Linked DNA regions of Homo sapiens: region 1 is linked to region 2. Evidence: chromatin contacts called from ENCODE Hi-C data. All regions are on one chromosome and are shown on one strand. Each heading gives the region's core, a stretch centred on a gene start or an enhancer-like site at or near the end of the contact. The rest is flanking DNA. Distances are from core to core; before and after follow the strand shown. Region 1 overlaps LY86-AS1 (LY86 antisense RNA 1). Region 2 overlaps FARS2 (phenylalanyl-tRNA synthetase 2, mitochondrial).

The links. A loop is a pair of places that touch in the nucleus more often than their neighbours do. Pooled maps may share reads with other maps.
Region 1: a map of CD4-positive, alpha-beta memory T cell shows a loop between it and region 2 (23-fold over the local background). The contact joins two enhancer-like sites. A Hi-C loop is called at or near these places in 2 of 168 maps with a recorded cell type or tissue (CD4-positive, alpha-beta memory T cell and naive thymus-derived CD4-positive, alpha-beta T cell) and 8 of 50 pooled maps.

Annotation. Positions count from the first base shown.
Region 1 is chr6:6,543,452-6,548,697 of GRCh38, reverse strand. The region is part of intron 3 of LY86-AS1 (LY86 antisense RNA 1); the gene reads left to right. Among named protein-coding and RNA genes, the nearest start is that of LY86, 43 kb to the left of the region's middle. RefSeq lists enhancers at 1,366-1,415, 1,506-1,555, 1,636-1,695. Within about 2 kb of position 2,522, at least 5 of the 41 ENCODE cell types and tissues checked have a DNase peak (open chromatin) inside an H3K27ac peak, as active enhancers do.
Region 2 is chr6:5,299,438-5,305,277 of GRCh38, reverse strand. The region is part of intron 1 of FARS2 (phenylalanyl-tRNA synthetase 2, mitochondrial); the gene reads right to left. Among named protein-coding and RNA genes, the nearest start is that of FARS2, 41 kb to the right of the region's middle. RefSeq lists enhancers at 2,748-3,042, 2,992-3,051. Within about 2 kb of position 2,642, at least 4 of the 41 ENCODE cell types and tissues checked have a DNase peak (open chromatin) inside an H3K27ac peak, as active enhancers do.

The sequences.
Region 1 (5,246 bases), core at 1,273-3,772, 1.2 Mb before region 2:
GATCTCTTGACCTTGTGATCCATCCGCCTCGGCCTCCCAAAGTGCTGGAATTACAGGTGTGAGCCACCACGCCCAGCCAAAATTCTTAGAGAACTCCACATCATCATTTTTCACTGAGTCTCTCAAATTACGTAGCTGACTTGGCCTCTTGGGCTAATGTTGTAGTTTTCCTTCTTTCTAAAAATTGCCCTTTTGCCTTTTTATTGTACTTTCTGGAAGGCTTCACTAAATTTCTATTCTAACTCTTCTCTTGAAACTTTCATTGTTGCTATCATATTTTTTAATTTCTAATAGGATTTTTCCACCTCCTGAATATTCCTTTTCTTGTGGCATCCTTTTTTCATGTGTGCAATATTTTTTATTCATTCTTCTGAGAATGTTAATGATAGTTTCTTGAAGTTTCCTTTTGCTTCTATTTTGAGTTTTTTTTTCCTGCTTTGTTTGGGCTTCATATTTTATGTTAGAGATAAAAGCAGATGCATTTGGTTTGGAAAGACAAAGGATTTTTCCCTGTTGAAGTAACGTAGAATGAAAAAATAAGGTGATACAAACATTTTAAGGGCAAAAGAGGCAACATTGAGGAAACTCACATGAGGCCAACTTCAACTCTGTAAAGTAGAAGTTGTTTCTCAAATTGTGAGATACTGTAAGGGCAAGAGCTAAAAATTGGAAGGAAACATTTGGAATATCTGCAATGCAGGAATCAACAAATGCTGAAAACTGAGTTGCAGTGAGGGCTCATCTGAAGTCCCACAGCCTAAATTTGCAGCTGGTCCAATTGGCATAGTTTGGTGACATTCTCTAGTTAGTCTTGGCCAGATGGGGTAAAGACAGAAAAGCAACTGCAGGGTGCTGGGCAAGTCAAGGTAAGAGGCAAAGAGTAGAGAGACAGCTGAGGGGTCCGAGGTGCTGGAGCGCCCTGGCGGGAGGCCAGCCACAGGCTGCGGTAGTAAGGGAATAAAAGGACGTCTGAGGGACAGAGGGGCAACTCTGGTGAGGATCAGTGTCCCGGGAATTTTTCAGGCAGTGTGGAGTCTGCTTTCAGTCCTGAAGGAATGCATGAGCTGGTGGAGGCCATGACAGCATAGGAATGTAAAACAGTTCCACATCCTCTTGGAATCAAGAGGCATGCATTCACATCCTGTCTTGGTGGGACCTGGTAAAGTCAGGTAGTCAGGCTGGGAGTCAAAGAGATTGGATTTTTTATGTCCTATGTCTCCCTAGCTTCAAATCCACCCTCTCTAGAATAGATTGCAAAAAGGGGAATTTCCATTACAGCATATAGCATTCGTCCTATGAAGAAACCCCCTCGCTCAGTGACTTACACGAAAAACTGGGGTATAAAACACCCATAACATCTGGCCTGCTGCAGAGCTGGCTTCAGGAACAATTGTGGACCATTACATCACTCTCTCCGGTCTGCAGGCATTGGCGGGTACATGCGGATCATAACCACCAGATGGCGCTGTTGGCCTAAGCTCGAGCACAGTCCACAGCCTGGAGGTCCTGGGAAAGCCTGACCTGAATCTAAAACTTCTCTAAACTCCCTAATTTGATTCAAAAGCAAAACAGTAGAATACTTCTGCACATCCCAGCGAGGTCAGAGTATAGCATCTGCGTGGCCCGTAGGCAAGTCATCGGTGGTTATTTAAAGCCCGAGTTTAAGAAAATGACTTCACAATGCAGAGAAACTGGGGAGCCGGCGCTGGTCCCTCAGTCCCCGACATGGAACGCTCCTGCACCCGCAGCGGAGTGGCTGGCAGCGCCGCATGGAGGTGGCGAGCTCCAGGTCTCACGCAGCGTCTGTCTGTGCAGTGCCCAGATGGCAGGGGCTGTAGAGGCCTCTAGAAACCTGCGGCTCGGCTGCATTTCTCCAACCTGCCATCCGCCCTCACCACCCCAGCTCCAGGCCGCCGCACTTGCTGGCTCTGGCCACCGCCAAAGCCCTAGGGACGGTGCACTCTGGCTGCGCGGTGGCCGCGGGAGCCGGTGGCAAGGGACTAGGTCCTAGGGGGAGAGACTTATTTAGTCTCGCAGGGCCGGCCTCTTTGCATACTCTAGGGGCCCCGGGAGCTCAGCGTGTGCTTCCCACGGTTGTTTTCGAGAATAATGTGGCTTTCAGCCAGGCCAAGCCCCTCGCGGCTGGGCGGTGCGTGAGTTCCCAGGTGCGCGCTTCAGGATCGGAGGCGCCCGCCGGAGCAGGGCGTGCTGGATTCCAACAGTACGTGCTAAGCACAAAGGCCTGAGCCCGAGTGCCGGGGCCTCCATCTCGGTGGACTCCAGTCTCGTGGCCCACTTCCCACGTGCGCCCGGCTCAGGCGCGCGGCTCTCCCGGCGGGCGGGTGCACGGCCTCCCCTCCGCGGCTGCGGCTGCGGTTGCGGTGGCTTCACTGCGGCTGGTTCCTGCCAGGTCATCTGCTTTGCGCCCATCTAGGCCGCGGACAGGCGGAGGCTGATTAATTTTTCATGGCGATTCACCCGGCTGTTCATCCGAAGGCAGCTTCTGGGGCGGGAGCTGTTAAGGACCCGACTGTGCCAGGGGCTGCTCTTCCTCCGGCCGCACTAATTACTGACCTGGGAGGGAGACTCGGGTTTTTCTCCCCAGTGAGCTGTTTTTTTGCCTTTTGGCGTCTTTTGATTTCCCAAGCAAAGCTGGGGGCTGGGAATTCAAGGATGAGGGCCAGGAAAGGCTGAGGGAGGAAGGGCGCCTGTTCAGTTTAATCTTATTTGTGGAAAGCCCCCCCACCCCCAGCTCAGCCTGGAGAAGGAGCTTGGGGATGGTCACATCCTTGTCCCAGGAGCTCGCGGGCTCCTGGGGAGATGGGACTCGCAGAGTGGGGGTGAAAGAGTTGATTGACAGTGTGGGAATGTATGTACCAAGGGCCAGTGTAGTGGGACCCAGTGTAGAGGAGTCGGGGCTCCAAGAACGAGCCAGTGGAGTGAGCGAGGAAAGGTAGTGAAGGAAAATGAAACGAACCGCCGGGTGCGGTGGCTCACGCCTGTAATCCCAACACTTTGGGAGGCTGAGGCGGGTGGATCATTTGAGCTCAGGAGCTGGAGACCAGCCTGGCCAAGGTGGTGAGACCTCATCTCTACTAAAAATACAAGAAGTAGCCGGGCGTGGTTTTGGAGTGGGGGAGGACACTGGGCTCCCAGGGGAACCTGGTGTGAATGTTCCAGGTGTGCTCCTTAACCACCCACACACAGGTGGGCCATATTTCTGGGACTGGTGTTTTAAAGTTTCCCCTTCCCTCCTCCATTACATAAAAATTTGAAAATTTACAGATATGTATAGAGAAATCGCTATGCAGAGGAAAACACTGGGATTTTTGTGTGTGTGTGTGGAGGGAGGGGAGTTCTATCCAGGTGTTTTCCATGTGGATAATTTTTACCTAATTGTATGTTATACATGTACGGCGTACGTAGTGTTATGTTAAACATTGTGTGTTTAGGCATTTAGAAAATATGATTTTTCATTATGAAACTAGTAGATGTTCTTCTCAATTTTTGGAAAATAAGGAAATATATGAAAACAAAAATTAAATATTACCCGGATTCTAAATACATAATAATCCTTTTGGTATGTTTCCTTAAACTATTTTTTTCCTGTGGGTGTTTAATTTAGTTGAGACCATATGCTATTTGCTAATTTCTAAACATGGTCAGTATAGAAACATCGTTAGATAGAAGGCTAAATGAGAGAGGTTTCTTCTTTTTTTTTTTTTGAGACAGTCTCACTCTGTCACCCAGGCTGGAGTGCAATGGTGCGATCTGGGCTCACTGCAACCTCTGCCCCTCCGCCTCCTGGGTTCAAGCAATTCTTCTGCCCCTGCCTCCTGAGTAGCTGGGATTACAGGTGCCCACCACCACGCCTGGCTAATTTTTGTATTTTTAGTAGAGACGGGGTTTCACCATGTTGGTCAGGCTGGTCTCGAACTCCTGACCTCGTGATCTGCCCATCTCAGCCTCCTGAGAGAGGTTTCTTAATCTCAGTGCTTCCCAGGGCTCCATGACACAATGTCTCCCTCTGCACCACTTCACCCCAACACTTGTGGAAGAGCCAGGGAGGGCTTGGAAGAAACACTCTAAAACCACCTCCCAAACCCCTCCTCACAAATAATCCCTGCACCCAGCTGCCCACTGGCCCCTGCCCTCTGGTTGTGGCAAGGGCTTGGGAGCTGTGGGATCCCTTCTCAGCCACCTCTGCAGAACATCCGTGCAGACATTGTTTTGTATATGATCTCAGTCTTTTTAGTGTATTGTTTGAAACGTTAATTTAATTAATGTCCAATTAATTTAATTTAATTTTCACAAAGGAACAAAGGTAGGGCCCACATTGGAGTTATCCTCTGAATCATCGAGTGCAAAAAGAATATGGCTGGCTGGGCTCAGTGGCTCATGCCTGTAATCCCAGCACTTTGGGAGGATCACCTGAGGTCAGGAGTTCGAGACCAGCCTGGCCAACATGGTGAAACCCCGTCTCTACTAAAAATAAAAATACAAAATTAGCTGGTGTATGCCTGTAATCCTAGCTACTTGCGAGGCTGAGGCAGGAGAATTGCTTGAACCTGAAAGGCACAGGTTGCTGTGAGCTGAGATGGCGCCATTGCACTCCAGCCTGGGCAACAAGAGCAAAACTCTGTCTCCGGGGGGGAAAAAAAAAAGAATATGGAACCACATCTACAGAATTTTGAGGATAAAGTGTTTGTGAACCAAACATTTTTGTTCTATGTCAAATTATCTTTCACATTTAAAGCGAAGAGAAAACATGTTCATTATATAAGAAAAATGCCACCTAGTACATTTTTTGAAAAAAACAAAAACAAAAACAAAACCTCAAAAAACTTAAAGGGGATTTCCATTTCTGGCTGTGAGGGAGTATTTTGTACCAGAATAACCCTCCTGCTGAAGAACTGTGAAAACCAAACCAAATAAAATGTAATAGAGTAGTCTGAGAACATCAAAGAGCAGCCAAGGTTGCTGGAATCCAAGGGCCAAGATGTTCGAAAGGAGACAAGTGCATTGAAGTCAGTTCTTTCTTTGCAGCTGTTTTTGTCCCCCGGGAGCATTCGCTGATTCAGGTCCTGTCATGGGGTGTGAAACCCAAACAGAAAGTGGCAGCTCATAGCTTGCCACAGTCAAAAAAATTGGAATTCAGGATACAAAGTTGTCAGGACTTGATGGGCCATGAACACAGAGAAAAGGGAACCAGGGAAAATTGTGTCTTCGTGCGATTTCTCTTCAAA
Region 2 (5,840 bases), core at 1,393-3,892:
AAAATTGTAATTTTAAAAGGTACAGTTCCTACATGAAGGCATGTAATGTTTATAATCCAACTGGATAACAAATTGAAGAAAACTGCAATGACAAAGATCTAGAACAAATTGCTAATTAATCACAGTATCTTTCCCACTGAGCCTAGGTGTGACCTCAAAATCCTTCTCCACACAAGCACTCCATTCAGCACCCAAAAGACTGTCCTCACCAGGTGAGGTGAGGTGCTTTGTGCAGTCCACAATAGGCACTCTTCTGAGCGCATGCCCAGCTACTTCCAGTGCCCTCCCACTACTGCTCCTACCAAGCTCCTTTGACTTCCACCTTCGCCTCCAAATCACTAGGTATTCCCAAAAAGAAGGGAGCCACTAAGAACCTAGTCACACTGGCTGAACACTCTTGTCAACTCACCTTTGCCAATCTTTTTAAAAGTCCGAATTCTAGGGAAAGAGGAAACACCTATACCCTTGCTTTAATCCATATCAAGCACACATCTATTTTAAATACTAATGGATGACCATTATGTTATCCTTAGACACCTAGTACATTCCTATTAACAAAGGCAATGCATGGTGTCCCTGGGCTTAAATCAATACACAAACGCGCCAACAAGTTTTTTACACACACAAACACAAACACAAACATAAACACAGCTTCTCATGTACTGTGAGAGGCTGCATCCCTAACCAAGTTGGCCATCTGGGAAACGAATGCCTTTGTGGTGGCATTGTGAATTGCCTCCACTCTTCTGGAAAGCAATCTGCCAATACGTTTTAGAAGCCATAAAAATGTTCATACTCTTTGACCCAGTAATGCCATGTCTGAGACTCTATCATAAGAGACTAATTCAAAATATGAAAATAGCTACATGTACAAATGTATACCTTTAACTGTTATTAGTAACTGTAAAAAGTTGGAAGTAACGCACATGTCAACAACAGAGTTAAATAATTAATGATGTGGCATCACAACAGAATATGATACAGCCATTCAAATGGTAACTATGGGGATTATACAGTGATAAGGGGAAACGCACATACAAAACAACTGATACAACTATGAAAAGCCACTGAACAATTGTTTAAAAACTGATTACCATGTTTTAGGGTGGTAAATGTGGGTGCTTTCCCTTCTTTATTTCTAAGCTTTTTGTAATACTGCTATGATGCCTCTATAATTAAAAGATAATCTTTTATTTAAAAATGATATGCATGCTTTGATCTCAAGGATACAGAGCCACACCAGACCATGCAGCCTGCTATGTTACTCAGGGAGGAAGAGGGACCATTAGCATTCTACGGACGCACAGGCATCATGGGCTGAGCCACACAGAGCAGTCCACGGAGAGCCACCTGGAGGTGTTGCGTACTTGGTCAATGATTGCCAAAAAATGAGCAGTGTCCATCTGCTAACCCCAGTCAATTCCCCTCATTACGAGCATCCCGAGGCAGAGAATTCCCCGGGCGCACTTCACATACTGTCAGCTTAGTTATCCATTTAAAAAATTTATTTGAGGTCACATGGGGCTGTACAATCATTTGGTTAAAGTCACAAGCCCAGATTTTCACATTGGGAGCAATGAGAAATGTCTGTGGCAAGAAATGCAATAATCACAAAGATGGAGGAAGGCAAGCAGAAGCAACTTTTCACTTTCAGAGAAGCAGGGGGCTTGGGGAGCAGCCAGCGTGGCCGCAAACACATTTGTCTAAGAAACAGAGTCGTGGGGAGGGCAGGCTCAGAGGGAGGGCAGGAGCGGCTCTCCCGAGCTGACACAAGGATGAAGACACAGGAGGTAAAGGTGTGCGCTCAGCCCTAACAAGCCTCAACCAGCAGATGGCAACCGACTTCACCTTGGGGCCATTTAGCCCCACGTGCAGCTTCAGCCCTGTGCCAGTCCAGGCACCAGTCCCACTCAGGAAAATCTCAGAGATCTCCAGTCCAGCTTCAACCAGTCAGTCCCAGGTGCTGCTCTTGCATTCTTGCCCTTCATCTCTATGTCCAGGCACCTCTTTATACCCTAGTGTCAATGCTCAAGTTCTTTTCTCTCCTCTATACCTTCACTTCCCCACTGAGTCCCTGCCAGGGAAGCAGCAGGGCAAAGAAGCTTCACATACAGGTTGTGAAATCAGACGGCACTGACTTAAAATTCAAGTTAAGCTACTCTTCTCCCTGTATGATCTTGGGAGAATTACTCTCTTGAACTTCGGTTTCCTTCTCTAAAAGATTTGTACCTGCACCACAGGATCATTATAAGGGTCAAATGAAACAACAAATGTAAACCCCAGTATCTGACACTTATGAATGCTTAATAAAAGTTTGCTATATTTACTCTCGTTCCTCAGCAGCTGGCACCCTGTGTGTCTTCTTCCTCCACTAACCCTGTCCATCGAACATGAACCACACAGTCCCGCTCTCTGTTGCTCAGCCCTCCTTATGCTGATCTCAGTCCTGAACTCAGCGTGCCTTCTGGAACCACTCCACTGCCCAAACCAAAACACTCTCATTTCTGCACCGTGAGCCGACTCTCCCTGCCAACAGTTATAGCCCCCCACACAGTCAGGAAGTGCACAGTAATTTCATACCTTGGTACCGAAGCCACACTGCCTGGTTCACAGCCCTGCTCTTTCACTCATTAGTTCATGTGACTTTGCTCAAGCTACTTAACTTCTCTGTGCCTCATCTCCCCATCTGTAAAAGATAGTAATAGTGTCCACCTCCTAAGATTGAGGAGAGGATTCAGTGTGCAAGTAAAGCTCTGAGAACTGTGCTAGCACATAATAACCAGGCACATTTTTTTTTAACTTCAACTCCCCAAGGCCAGAGGTACTTGATTAGCCTATGTCATCCCATGTCATCCGATAACCCAAGCAGCTTTGCGACTCTCTGACACAAGGGAGATGTAATCTCTCTGGACAGCAAAGCCTTGCTATCTACCACGTGGTGCACAGACCGACATGGGCACTGCCTGGAAGCCTGTTAGAATCTCAGTCCCCACCAAGCCCTACTGAAATAAAATCTGAATCTTAACATGTTTTGCAGACAGAAGTCACCTAGAGGTCTTGTTAAACAACACAACAACACAGGTTTGGATGGCGCCTGAGATTCTGCTGTTCCTAGGACCAAACTTAGGGGAGCAGAGCTCTAGAGGAAAGTTCTGAAGTAGAAGTGTTCCAATATGTGGGAAGACTGTCACCTGGAGTCTGTAAGTGACAAAGAGGGTAGGTGGGCATGACTGGTAACTGGAAAAGTGCATGGCTAAGAAGATAAATGACCAACAACATAAGGAGCTCCTTGTAAGTTCTTAAGAGGGTAGGGACCAAGTCTTCTTAATCTGTTTTATTGAGTGAATTCCCAACATGAAGGATGGTTCACCAAAATCATCTGACATAACCCTTACTTGTGTGGGGTCCACCAATTTAGCCCCATTTTCTTTGTGTGTGTGTGTGTGTGTGTGTGTGTGTGTGTGTGTGTGTGTGTATGTGTGTGTGAGATAGCATCTTACTCTGTCACCCAGCAGGCTGGACTCATTTTCAATAAAACTAGAATGTTAGTTTAAAAAAAAATTGTTTGATATTAGTTGCCACTCCGCAACCCACCCTAATATATTAAACTGCACACTTTCTGCATGGAGACAATGCAAACTGCTCTTGATAGAAGGGAATGATTTCACAATTGCTTCCCTTAGAAATGATTTTGGCTTTGATCCAGGAGATGGGGTAGGTGGGTTGGAGATAAGAATGGGGCTGGCAGAACACCTTCTGCAAAACAGTGGGCTAGGCTTTGAAAGAGAACTTGCCGTTACTTTGCTGCCATCTTCTTTGTTCTTTTAGAGACAGGGTCTCATTCTATCACCCAGGCTACAGTACAGTGGCACGATCACAGCTCACTGCAGCCTCAAACTCCTAGGCTCAAAGGATCCTCCTGCCTCAGGCTCCCAAGCAGCTGGGACTACAGGTGCATGCCACTATGCCCAAACTTTGCTACCATCTTATTTCAAACTCCCAGGATGTTGCAAACTAAGTTAAGGCATCAGAAAAGTAAGTGCCTCATTTCTATAACCCTTGACCTTTTTCTTAGTGACATAGGTAACTAACCAGACCCTGGAGGTCAACAACCAGAGAATAATAATTATAGAGAAGAAAAATAAAAGACTACAGACTAGAAAAAAATCATACCAATTGATCCAAGAGCCCCCCAAACACTCCCTCCCACCCCCAGTAAGCACAGCCTTCATTTTCTAGGACTTCAGAAATAACCAGATGTGGCTGGGCATGGTGACTCACGCCTGTAATCCCAACACTTTGGGAAGCCAAGGCAGGCAGATTGAGACCAGCCTGGGCAACATGGCAAGACCCCATCTCTACAAAACACAGCAAGACCCCATGTTTACAACATGGCAAGACCCCATCTCTACAAAAAAAAATTTTTTAAATAAAAAAAATTAGCCAGGTATAAGTAGCACATGACTATAGTCCCAGCAACTTGGGAGGCTGAGGCAGAAGGGTAGCTTGAGCCTGGGAGATGAAGGCTGCACTAAGCTATGATGGCATCACTGCACTCCAGCCTAGGCAACAGAGCAAGACCCTGTCTCAAAAAAAAAGAAAGAAAGAAAGAAAAAGGAAATGACCAGATGCCCATGACTGTTATCTAAGCAATCTGTCTCTCTCATCCAACAGTGTCCCCTGCCCCACCCACCATCTCCACACAGACACCTGTCACCTCAGTAATTAACTAAGGGGAAAAATCTGCATAAAAGTGAGAAGAGAGCTACATTCCCAGTCCCCACAACCGTCATGAAATTATCTAAATGTGAATGCCATATCAAACCCAAATGTGCTTCTCTTTGAAAAAAAACAAAATAAGGATCACCATCAGATGTCCCTTCCAAGTCAAAGGTCAGGAAGAATTTCCACTATGTCACTCTGAATCAGCAGCTGTGTATGACTATAAACAGACATAACATTTGGACATGCTTATGTTATATATACTTACATGTACACACAGAGACACATATGTCTCTGTTCTACCTATATCAAAAAAGGTTTTGGAGCAGGTAAGAAGTTCTTGTCCTCAACCACCAGAGTAATCCAATCATTTTCTGCCCTCAGTGAGGGCTCTAAGAGATACACAGCAGGAAATCTACCAGGGATCCTACATCCTTTCTCTAACTACTCACAGAGTCCTCATAGATAAATAAAATCATAGGTAAATAAAAAACAAAAAATGAAAACATTTTTAAATTTGACATCTAAACTTTCTGCTCCAACTACTGACAGAGCTCTCATATATAAATAAAAAAGGCAAATATTTAAAATTTTATATCTAATCTTTTTTTAATAGATAAAGGAATTTATTATGGAAATTGGCTTATGTGACTATCGAGACTGAGAAGTCCTATAATCTGTAAACTGGAAAACTAGCAAAAAGGATGAGTTCATGTCCTTTAGCTGGAAACCATCATTCTCAGCAAACTATCACAAGGACAGAAAACCAAACACCGCATGTTCTCACTCATAGGTGGGAAATGAACAATGAGATCACTTGGATACAGGGTGGGGAACATCACACAACAGGGCTTCTTGGAGGGTGGGGGGCTGGGGGAGGGATAGCATTAGGAGACATACACAATGTAAATGACGAGTTGATGAGTGCAGCAAACCAACATGGCACATCTAAACTCATCTTTTAAACAAAAGCAAGGCCAAGAGAATACTTGTTTCCCCTGAACCCCAAGTGTCATCTCCAAACTTTGATGAACTTTCAACCGAATAAGCTTAAAGCCACAGTCCAAGACAGCCATTGCTGTTATAGAAGAAAAGATTATACCGATACAGCTCTGTAA